3 separate regions of the Homo sapiens genome follow, and all the other regions are linked to region 1. A link is a contact called in ENCODE Hi-C or POLR2A ChIA-PET data. All regions are on one chromosome and are shown on one strand. The core of a region is the stretch at or near the end of the contact, and the rest is flanking DNA. Distances in the headings are between cores, read along the strand shown.

The links. Hi-C counts contacts between places; a loop is a spot of excess contacts on that map. ChIA-PET counts read pairs that join two places held with the same protein, here RNA polymerase II (POLR2A). Pooled maps may share reads with other maps.
Region 2: a loop to region 1 is called in a map of CD8-positive, alpha-beta T cell, with 26 times the contacts of the local background. The contact joins the promoter of VPS4A here to the promoter of TANGO6 in region 1. A Hi-C loop is called at or near these places in 5 of 168 maps with a recorded cell type or tissue (CD4-positive, alpha-beta T cell, CD8-positive, alpha-beta T cell, K562 and 1 more), 3 of 37 single-sample maps with no recorded cell type and 13 of 50 pooled maps. POLR2A ChIA-PET finds 5 or more read pairs at or near these places in 1 of 52 experiments (RWPE1).
Region 3: a pooled map shows a loop between it and region 1 (13-fold over the local background). The contact joins the promoter of SMPD3 here to the promoter of TANGO6 in region 1. A Hi-C loop is called at or near these places in 5 of 37 single-sample maps with no recorded cell type and 12 of 50 pooled maps.

What each region holds. Positions count from the first base shown.
Region 1 is chr16:68,841,399-68,845,185 of GRCh38, reverse strand. It overlaps TANGO6 (transport and golgi organization 6 homolog), which reads right to left and starts at 1,655. Exons shown (of 18, transcript NM_024562.2): 1 at 1,475-1,655. The coding sequence starts at 1,568. RefSeq lists an enhancer at 1,415-1,684.
Region 2 is chr16:69,309,665-69,313,451 of GRCh38, reverse strand. VPS4A (vacuolar protein sorting 4 homolog A) reads right to left here and starts at 2,102. Exons shown (of 11, transcript NM_013245.3): 1 at 1,920-2,102. The coding sequence starts at 1,940. RefSeq lists silencers at 1,638-2,187, 2,248-2,387 and enhancers at 1,330-2,279, 2,280-3,230.
Region 3 is chr16:68,446,684-68,450,470 of GRCh38, reverse strand. SMPD3 (sphingomyelin phosphodiesterase 3) reads left to right here and starts at 1,963. Exons shown (of 9, transcript NM_018667.4): 1 at 1,963-2,118. LOC124903705 (a long non-coding RNA gene) reads right to left here and starts at 1,631. Exons shown (of 2, transcript XR_007065097.1): 1 at 1,405-1,631; 2 at 1-1,306. RefSeq lists an enhancer at 1,596-1,645 and a silencer at 1,746-2,265.

The DNA of each region.
Region 1 (3,787 bases), core at 406-2,905:
GACCAGCCTGGCCAACATGGCAAAACTCCGTCTCTACTAAAAAGACAAAAATTAGCTGGGCATGGTGGTGTGCACCTGTAATCCCAGCTACTCGGGAGGCTGAAGCAGGAGAATCGCTTGAACCTGGGAGGCAGAGGTTGCAGTGAGCCGAGATTGTGCCACTGCACTCCAGCCTGGGCAACAGAGTGAGACCTCATCTCAAAAAAAAAAAAAAAAAAGAGTTGCCGTTAGAAGACAAGTGACCTCTCGATTAGCAACTTAAAATTCTATTTTGCAGTCTGACTCTTAATTGAGACAATGTAGCATATTTACCATACTTTTAGTGGAAATAACCTAAATTCAAATTCTGCCACTTACTAGTCTGACATTGGGCAATTTCCAATGTACCTGAACCTTGGTCCTTCATCCGTAAAAATTGAATACAAGTAGTACCGATCCCAGGGGATCGTAATGAGGATTAAATGATGTGTATGTCAACAGCCTACTATGGGGACTGATACTTAGTAGGCACTCATTTACTAATATTAGTAACTTGTGTTCACTTCCCGCTGGTGTGGTGTAATGTTTGCAGAAGTTTTTGCAGTTTTAAGTATAAAATCTGAGACTGGGAGGTGATCCCCTTTGGCCTTTCATGTGCCCTTGCTAATTCTACAGATCCCTTCCCATCCCTTCCCCCAAATATACACCCCAGTGATAAGCAGAGCTCTATCTTCCACGTCCTTTCCAAAAGCTCCAGATAACATCAGAGCCCCTATACTGAACAATTTGTCTGATTCTGAGAAGGGGGTTCAGTAGATCTCGGGCCTAGGTCCGTGTTCTGCCCCTAATTTGACCACGTGATCTTGGACAGGTTACTTAATTTCTTCAGTGAGCCTTGGGTGTCCTCAGTCGCAAAAGGAGTAGCAGCTTCAACCACTCCCAATATCCCTTCAGATTTTAGACTGGGAAGAAACTGTCCACGCACCACAAAGATTAAAAGCGCCTGGTAACCCCTAAATACTCTCCCCAAACCCATTTCAAACGTCACTGCTTCCGATGTCTGGACTTCTTGGCATTTCGTACAAATCTCAAGGGTCCATGCTGGCCCCTGCGCCCTCACGCGGCTAGGACCTCACATTTCTACGTCGCGGGCGCCCTACCCTCTCTGGAGCTGGGTCCATATCCCCCTCCCAAGAGCGCTGCAGTAAGCACTGAATGAAATAACGGCCCCGCCTGACAGAGCCCAGCACAAGGCAAATGCTCAAGAGATGTTGGCTAATATCAGCAGTCAACGGATCCCGCGCCCTCCTTGAGCCTCAGTTTCCTCAAGAACGTAATGAGGACGGGCATAGACAATGCTCAAAGCCCCCAGCAGCGGGCGGAGGGTCCCGAGGCGGGCCTAAGGGGCGCACGCTGCGGAAGGCAGGGCAGCCCCGGAAGCCGGGCGGCCCTGAGAGTCCCGGGTCCAGCCCGGCGCGGAGATGCGTCCTCTCACCTCCCGGGCTCAGCAGCAGCTTCAATGCCTCCAAAATCCGATCCAGACCGCATGTCTCCTGAGCCCCGCTGCCCACGGCCTGTCGGGCCGCCATGACTGGAGTGTAACACCACGCTCGCGACCCGCTCAGGCGCCTCGGCAGGGCGCCGCCGCCGCCATGTTAAGTGTGGCAGAAGGCTCTGGGCACACTATGGGGCGGGGCCAAATCGATCGGGAACGCCCCCTTCACATTTTTTTTCCGTCCCGGCTTAGTCCGGGGGGTAAGAGGGAACCCAAAAATGGCTAATCTGCCCACGCGCACAATTTCAGAAGCTCAATATGATTAACCGCTATGTAAAGAAGGAAGAGAGAAGTAATGTATCATTAAAGCTATATTTCAATATGAAAATACTCAGGTACTCAACACTGGCAGACATAATGAAGCAGACAGATGCTTCCATCTGCTTACAGTGAAGTATGGATAAGAAAAACAATATTCAGGCTGGGCGCGGTGGCTCACACCTGTAATCGCAGCACTCTGGGAGGCCGAGGCGGGCAGATCACAAGGTCAGGAGTTTGAGACCAACCTGTCCGATATGGTGAAACCCCGTCTCTACTAAACATACAAAAATTAGCCAGGCGTGGTGGCGGGCGCCTGTAGTCCCAGCTACCCGGGAGGCTGAGGCAGGAGAATCGCTCGAAGCTGGGAGGTCGAGGTTGCAGTGAGCCGAGATCACACCACTGCACTCCAGCCTGGGCGACAGAGCGAGACTCCATCTCAAAACAAACAAACAAACAAAACCTAAGTACAGACGTACACACGCATATATATCCATCGTGAATGTAAAGCTACAAATGTTGTTATGGGTAATATGATTTTTTTTTTCAGTGAACTTAGTAAAGTTCCCAGTAAAAGTTCGATCTGTGTTCTGTTTTCATGGTTGATGCATTCCTCGAAAATTCAGGGTCTATCAAAACCATGCCCTCCGCCAAACTGTTTTTATATGTAAAACAGAATGGATTTGAGATTCAGATTATCGGAAACAGGTTTTCACCTACATAAATCCTGGTGGGACGTTGAAAAACCATGTTGTCTGAAAGTCATGCCGCAGACACAGGACAATGTTTTTGAGGGCAGGACCTTTATTTTTATTTTATTTTTTGAGATGGGGTCTCGCTCTGTCGCCTAGGCTGGAGTTCAGTGGCGTGATCTCGGCTCACTGCAACCTCTGCCTCCCAGGCTGAAACAATTATCTGGCCTCAGCCCCCCGAGTAGCTGGGATTACTGGAGTGCCCCAGCATGCCCGGCTAATTTTTGTATTTTTTGTGGAGACAAGGTTTCGCCCTCTTGGCTAGGCTGGTCTTGAGCTCCTCACCTCAAGTGACCTGCCCACCTGGGCCTCCCAAAGTGCTGGGATTACAGGCGTGAGCCACTGCGCCCGGCCCAAAGGACAAACTTCTTAATGGTCCGGTCCTTGGGCGAGAATAAGCTGCGCATAGCTATTACCCTTTTTGGCATGACTCTTGTTTCTTCTTTTCTTTGTCATTTTGGAATGCAGGGCCTGAGAGGGAAAAACGCTAAAAATTTTTTTTTAGAGATGGAGTCTCTATGTTGCCCAGACTTGTCTCAAACTCCTGGCCTCAAGTGATCCTCCTGCCTCAGCCTTCCGAATAAAATCTTGTGTGTGTGTGTGAGACAGAATCTCACTGTCACCCGGGCTGAAGTGCAGTGGTGTGATCTTGGCTCACTCCAACTTCTGCCTCCCCTGCTCAAGTGATCCTCCCGCCTCAGCCTCCCAAGTAGCTGGGACTACAGATGCATGCCACCACACCCGGCTAATTTTTGTAGAGATGGCGTTTCACCATGTCACCCAGGCTGGTCTCAAACTCCTGGGCTCAAGCAATTTGCCCATTTCGACCTTCCAAAATACTGAAATTGCAGGCGTGAGCCACCGGTTCTGGCCTTAAAAATATTTTTGAATGGGAAATAAATCACCTACAAAATTGCCACTGTGCTCTTTTTATTTTGTGTATTCCTTTCCAGGTTTTGTCATTAGACAATGTTTTCTCCATTGTGTATGGGCACAGGTTCATTTGGGAAATAAAAAATTTTAAGAGTATTTTGAGATGTTAAACATTTAGTGAGACGGGGGTAAAGCACTGTGTGGGGAAGGCTTGAGGGGTTTGGTGCAAAAGTACAGGTAGAGGCCCTCACGCCGCCAGCCTAAATGTTTCAGTGTTAGAAATCAAGCGAAGAGACTGGTAACTAAAATATTTTCTATCCTCCTACCTTGAAAATTCTATCAAGTTTGAATTCAAAATTCTCAGACTGTC
Region 2 (3,787 bases), core at 853-3,352, 470 kb before region 1:
AAAAAGTAGATTAGCAGTGGTTGCCCAGGGCTGGGAGAGAGAGGGGTTGTGGGTGAGGGGTTTCTTTTGGAGGTGATGAAAATATTCTAAAAAGTGATTATGGTGATGGTCACACAACCATGAATATACTAAAAGCACTGAATTATACACTTTAAATGGGTGAGTTGCGCTGGGCACAGTGGCTCACATCTGTAATCCCAGCACTTTGGGCGGCCGAGGTGGGCAGATCACACTTGAAGTCAGGAGTTCGAAACCAGCCTGGCCAACATGGTGAAACCCCGTCTCTACTAAAAATACAAAAAAATATTAGCTGGGTGTGATGGGAGGTGCCTGTAATCCCAGCTACTTGGGAGGCTGAGGCAGGAGAATCACTTGAACCCAGGAGGCGGAGGCCGCAATGAGTTGAGATTGTGCCACTGCACTCCAGCCTGGGTGACAGAATGAGACTGTCTCAAAAAAAAAAATTAATAAAAACAAAAATATATAACGGGTGAGTTATATGGTAAGCACGCAAGTTATACCTTAATAAAGCTGTGTTTAGGCCAGACCCGTGGCTCACACCTGTAATCCCAGCACTCTGGGAGGCCGAAGTGGGCAGATCATCTGAGGTCGGGAGTTCGAGACCAGCCTGGCCAACACGGTGAAACCCGGTCTCTACTAAAAATACAAAAATTAGCCGGGCGTGGTTGCGGGTGCCCGTAATCCCAGCTACTCAGGAGGCTGAGGCAGGAGAATCGCTTGAACCTGAGAGGCAGAGGCTGCAGTGAGCCAAGATCACACCACTGCACTCCAGTCTGGGTGACAGAGTGAGACTCCATCTCAAAAAAATAAATAAATAAAATTTAAAAATAAATAAATACACCTGTGTTTGAAACTGAAAAACATTCTCGGTTCACGGGCCATAAAAAACCTGCCTGGGCAGACGGGATCTGCGGCTTCTGCTGGTGGTACGGTGGGATCTGGCTATGGACTCTTAATTCCTAACCTGGTACCCCAACTCATTCCATGTCTGCTCCTACTTCTGCCCTCCTCCACCTCCAGGTCTCTGAATGCTACTGGAACTCTGATGTCCCTTCTTCCATGAAGTCTTGCCTAACTCTCCCAGGCACTTTGTTGGCTGTCACTTAATGGACACCTACTATGTGCCAGACATACAAGAATGCTTTACCGTAATTATTCAATTTAAAGCTATCATCACAACAACCTAGAGGGCATTACCCCATTTTACAGACCAGGAAACTCGAGACCCGAAGATGAAAAAAAAAAACTAGCCCAAGGTCACTTGCTGGTGAGTGGCAGAGCTGAGATTCAAACCCCGGAATGAGGCCTGAGCATGTTGATCTCTTCTGGCCCCGCAGGACTGACAGCACCTAGAGGGTGGGTCAGTTGTTCACCCAGGTGGCGCCATCCCAGCACCACCCTGCAGGATCTAGGGAATGAATGAAGGGTCGCTGGCCGAGAAGAGGAAGTCGAAGATTGGGGAAGGGGCCGGGGCTTGTTCGAAGTGAGGTCGAGGGACTTCCAGGACCCGGGACAGGAGAGGAGGGAGCGAGACAGGAGAGGAGGGAGCGAGCATCGCTGTCTGAACGCCCAGCCGGACCCCGGGCCGAGCTTCCTGAGGGTGCCTGTGCGGCTCGGGTGAGGCTGATCCCCACGGCGGTACCGGGGCGCCGGCTACACGAAGCGGCCCTGGGGCTGGGCCAGCCGGGCAGGGCCGGAAGGCCTGAGGGTGGAGATGCCACCCGGCTCCGAGCGCGTGGAAACAGACACGGGCGGAAGCGGCGAGGGGGCGGCCGGAGCGGGGTCGCGAGGCCGGGGCTGGGAGGCGCCCACCTGACCACCCGCCCGCCGCCCGGCTCTGCGGCCCGCAGGCCCCGCTGCCTTCGGCCTCCGAAGTCGGGCCGGGCCGCACGAAGTACCTGGAGGGTTGACGTTGTCATTTCATCTCCTGGGTCCGCCCCACACCCCGCGGCGCTGCTTGCGGCCTCGGTCCGGCCCCGGGGAGCCGAGGTACTGGGTCCGGCGCGGGAAGCCCGGCGGTGGGCGCTGAGCGCGGTGCGCGGGCAGGGCGGCCGCTCGCAGCGGGAGCCGAGTCCGAGGGCAAGCGAGGAGCGCAGCCCAGAGCGGTCGGGCCCGAGCCGAGCGGCTGCCCCCTAGCGTCCACGGCTCGCACTGCAGGCACCTCTCCCTGCCTCGGCGAAGGCAGGGGGCGGTTCGAGAGGCAGGACTGACTGGGGACGAGGAGGTGGGACTAGGGCGAGACGGACAGGGGGCGGGGACGGGGTGGGTGGGACAAGGCCGGGGCGGGGCCTGGCGGGACGTACATTCTCGGGGCGGGGCCAGGGGCGGAGCGGGGTAGAATCCGGAAATCCTGACCTCGCTTGGAATAACAGCGCCCATTGAGCAGTTTTATTCTCACAATAAAACGAACTTATCAGAGCGTTGGTTTCTCCATGTTTAATATCGCACGATCATAATTAGTACCTGCCTTGTCTGGCTTTTGTGGGGAATAAATGAGCTAGCTAATGTAAACAGAGTGTGCCCCACACTGGGGCTCAATCCCTGGTGGGATGCCGCTGACTGTTCAAAGCCAGTTTTGTTTTGCTTGGATTGATTGACTGATTGATTGATACGGAGTCTTGCTCTGTCGCCTAGGCTGGAGTGCAGTGGCATGATCTCGGCTCATTGCGACCTCCGCCTCCCGGGTTCAAGCGATTCTCCTGCTTCAGCCTCCCGAGTAGCTGGGATTACAGGCATGCACACCTACTGTGTGCAGCGTTGTGTGCTAGTTTCTGGGGATACAATGATCAAAGCAGTTCTAGGGCTGGGTGTACTGGCCCACGCCTGTAATTCCAGCACTTTGGGAGGCCAAGGCAGGAGGATTGCTTGAGCCGAGGATCAAGACCAGCTTGGGCAACATAGTAAGACCTCGTCGCTAAATTAAGAAACAAAACAAAACAAACAAACAAAAAAACGCACCAGAGGCAAGTGATCCATTTGTCCACAAGTCTATCCTGTGAGAGAAAAAAAATGGAGGGCAAAAAACATCCAAGTTGAGGCTGGGTATGGGGGCTCATGCCTGTAATCCCAACACTTTGGGAAGCCGAGGCAGGCCGATTGCTTGGGCCGAGGAATTCGAGAACAGCCTCGGCAACAGGTGAACCCCCATCGCTACAAAAAATAAAAAACGTATCTGGGCATGGTGGCGCACACCTGTAGTCCCAGCTACTCCGTAAGCTGAGTTGGGAGAATTGCTGGAGCCTGGGAGGTCGAGGCTGTAGTGAGCCGTGACCAGGCCATTGTACTCCACCCTGGGAAATGAAGCAAGACCCTGCCTCCAAAAAAAAAAAAAAAAAAAAAAAAAAAAAAAAAAAAAAAAAACCAAAAAATTGGCACACCTTAATCTCTCTTCACAAAATGCTAATTAAATACAAAGGAGAGGCCGGGCGCGGTGGCTCACGCCTATAATCCCAGTACTTTGGGAGGCCGAGGCAGGTGGATCACTTGAGGTCAGGAGTTCAAGACCAGCCTGGCCAACATGGTGAAACCCTGTCTCTACTAAAAATACAAAATATTCGCCGGCCATGGTGGTGGGCACCTGTAATCCCAGCTACTTGGGAGGCTGAGACAGGAGAATCGCTTGAACCTGGGAGGCGGAGGTTGCAGTGAGCCAAGACCACGCCATTGCACTCCAGCCTGGGCGACAAGAGCGGAACTCCATCTCTAAATAAATAAATAAATACAAAGGAGAAAACAATGAGGACATTAGCTTGACTACGCGACCGAA
Region 3 (3,787 bases), core at 714-3,213, 400 kb after region 1:
ACTCCGTCGAAAAAAAAAAAAAAGAGAGAGAAAGAAAGAAAGAAAAAAGAAAGAGCAGGAATCTTAGGACATCTTTACTTCATAACTGACAGGGCAGAAGATCTTTCTCAGAAAAGGAGTGGGAGGTAGGGCATTTAGGCACAGAAACGAGTAGGGCCAACAGCTAGAAATAGCGGAACATGAAGAACTGATGACATTTCAGGGAGAACTGACAGGAATAATAGGCATGGGTCTATCAATCTCTAGCATCATAGGATTAAAAGGGTACTCAAAGCATTCAGGTAAAATCCCAACCCACTGTACAAATGAAATAAACATTTCTTCAAGGGGGCGGCATGCCTCTAACTGAACACCTCCAGCAATGAGAAATGCCCAACTTTAGGAAATCAGAGTTTTGGAGGTGTATGTGAATGAGGTTCCTTTATTTTCTTTTTTTTAATTTTATTCTTTTTCTCTTTTTTTTTTTTTTTTTTTGAGACAGGGTCTCACTCTGTTGTCCAGGCTGGAGTGTAGTGGTGCAATCTCGACTCACTGCAACCTCCACCTCCCGGGGTTCAAGCGATTCTCCCGCCTCAGCCTCCTGAATAGCTGGGATTACAGGCACGTGCCACCACGCCCAGCTAATTTTTGTATTTTTAGTAGAGACTGGGTTTCACCATTTTGGTCAGACTTGTCTCGAACTCCTGACCTAGTGATCCACCTGCCTCGGCCTCCCAAAGTTCTGGGATTACAGGCGTGAGCCACCACGCCCGGCCCAATTCATTTTCAATTCAACAAATATCTATATTTATATCTCAATAGCTAGTGAGTGCCTACTACGTGCCAGATACTAGACACTGGACTGTAAGTATGAATAATATAGACATGGCCCCTCCCCTGTGGATCTTATAATGAGGAAGACGAGCACATAAACATGCAAGTAGAACAGGGGAAGTAGAGGGTGCTGCTCAAACACAGGGTGGGGCACTCAACAGACAGCCCAGCATCTAGATGTCTTCACAAAACAGGCAATGTCTAGGCTGGGGCTTGCCGACGAGTTAGCTGAGGGCAGGGTGGAGAGGCCCAAGGGAGTAGGAGGCTTCCCAGCTTCCAAAGAAGTTAAGAGTGTTGCAAAAAAGTGGAGTCCAGATCTTGAAGGGGAGAGTGGGCTTAGGTCCGGGGGCATGTGAAGCGCCCTCCGTCTGCTGCGCTGGGGGAGATGCTGCGGTATCCTGGAGTGGTGTGAAGGAGGCCAGGACCTGCGATGGGAAGACGGAGACGGGAAGGCCCTGGTGGCCCAAGGGATGACCAAAAGTGAAGCGCTCCTCTATGACAAGATTGAGACAAAAATAAAGGAATAAAGTTCTGAATGCGGTGGGAGAGTCTCCTCCGTCCTCCCTCACCTTTGCTGGGCAGGAACCAAACCTGCTTGCCCTCGGTTTGCCCCATCACCGACGGGTGTGGTCGGGGGCACAGCTCTTCGCCCTTCTTCTCAGATAGGAAAACTGAGGCCCAGGGTCCTGAGGCAGAAATCAAGGTTTTCTCCTCGAAATGGCCTCCCAAGAGGCTGCCCGGGGTCTCACACGATCCTTCGAGGGTCCTGCGGCCTGCCCCACGCCTCCGCCAGCCATCCTCGGCTGGTCGTCTTTGCTATGGAAACGGTCCTCCCGCCCTGCTCCGCGCCTCCGTGTCTTCAGTGCACTCTGGGAAATGCAGTCCCGCTCTGTTTGCCTACCCGCGGCGTGAGCCCACTCCGCGTCCTTAAAGAACTATAAGTCCCAGAAGGCTGTGCGAAACTCCGCCGGTCTCTGGGGGATGTGGTCTTGAAGGAGAGACCCAGGAACCTGCGGGCGGGGCCGGAGGGAGAGGGGAGGACGCCCCCAATGGGCAGACTCCTGGGCGGGGTCCGGGTCACCATTGGCTCCGGCGGCGCGAGGGAGGCGGGGTCAGAGGAATGAAGCGCGGAGCTGTTCGCCGCTCCAGGTGCTGAGTCTGAGGGAGGCTCCGGACCCGAGAGCCGCGAGAGCCGCCGCCGCTGCGGCCGCCGCCAGATCTGCGGCCGGGAGCCCGGGCTGTGAGGAGCCGGGAGGAGCGGGGTGCGCTGCCGGGCGCTGACCGCCCTCCCGCCCGCCGTCAGAGGTCAGTGCTGCTGAATTCGCTTTTGTTTTCTTGGGGAGCGGGCGAACCGAGGCGTGAGGGGCTGGGGAGTTGACGGGACGTGTTCTCGTTGCTCTCAGGACCGCGGGTCCCGGACAGCCGCCGACTGACTAGGGGCCTCCCGTGGCCGGGCGCCGGAGGTCGGAGCAGCTTGGGTTAGTTTTCGTTTTATCATGGAGAAGGCTCTTGGGTATGAGGGGCGAGGGCTGGGGGTCACCCCCACCCCCCATCTCTCCTGGGAGAGCGAGGAGGCTTGGACCCTCCCTCCCGCTGTGCCTGGCGACGGGGCTGCTCGGATTACTCAGGACGGGAGGATGAGGTGTTGTGGGATGAAGGGACTCGAGGCAGGGGGACCCCTCCCCGCAACACTTCGGCTGCTCGAGGTTACAAAGGAGTCTGGTGGTGATGGATGAGATCGCGGACCGCTCCCCTAGCCCAGACCCTCCCAGGGGTATTCAGGAAGGGCTGCTTGGGATGCAGGGAAGACCCTTGCCCAGGCCCCTTCCTCCACACTCGCCCCCCTCCCTATTCCCCCCTCCTCCCTTGGCCCTAGGGTTTTGTAAAGAGGAGGATCGAGGATGTGGAAGAGACAGAGGACTCTTACCCCTCCCACTTGGACCCTCCTAGGTTACTGGTGAAGGGTGGAATTGGAATGTGGCAGGGAAACGCTGGGAGACCCCTCCCCATCCTTCTCGGAGTCGCGGGTGGAGGAAAGCACTGACACTCGGAATCCCCCGCGCTCGGGCCCGCGCCGAGGGTTGGGTGGCCTGGGTGTGAGAGGTAGTGTAGGGGGATGTACGAGGACAGGAGGGACCCCTCCCCACCTCTCCCCACCTGGGCCTTATCTCCCAGGCCCTCCCTACCTGGATCCAGGCCTGGGGCTCTAAGTCGAGACGACCCGCCCTAGCCCACCACGCCCCGGGGACCGAGCCTCTGGCACCGCAGCTGGGGGCCAATCCCAGATGGGCATGTACAGAGCGGGACGGGGCGGGTCTCCCCTCAAGCACTCAAGAGCTCCAGGTAGACGCTACCCCCAACCTCGTGCCCGCGAATCTTTGGGGGCTGCTCCGCTCCGATGCAGGGCGCACCCCAAACCGAGGCTCGGGGACCTGCTTCCAGGACGCGCGGTGGCTGTTCCAAGGCATGGGGCTTTCGCGCTCGGCCCAGGCATCCTCGAGAGGACAAAGCGGCGGTCGCCGCACTGGCAGGCCTGCGCCGCGGGCTGGGCGGGGGGCGCGGCCGCGGAGGGGGGGCTTCGGGCGCGGCGCGGGCAGCTTCCACGGAAACGTGCCAGGAGCGGGGCGGGAGACAAAGCGCACCGGCTTCTAGCGGGCCCGCGCGAGCCGGGATGGAAAATCCCGAGGGAGGAGGCGGCTGAGCCAGGGCAGGGCACTATGCCCCCACATCTTTCCCTTTTCCCATACCCCCTACCCTAAGGCCAGCCAGGCACCCAGGATTCTGTGCACGCGATGGTGACCAGGGCCCCTTCGGGGGCCGAGAGTGGGGGTGTTCAGGACCTGTGACCACTAGGACAGGGACAGGTGGGGGCTCCACCTTGAGCAAGGGGCCTGGAGTTCACAGGGCGTGAGTGGGCCAGGGTCCAGAGGGACATCCTGACTGGACCCTCCCACGCCCCATCAGCCATGTTAGG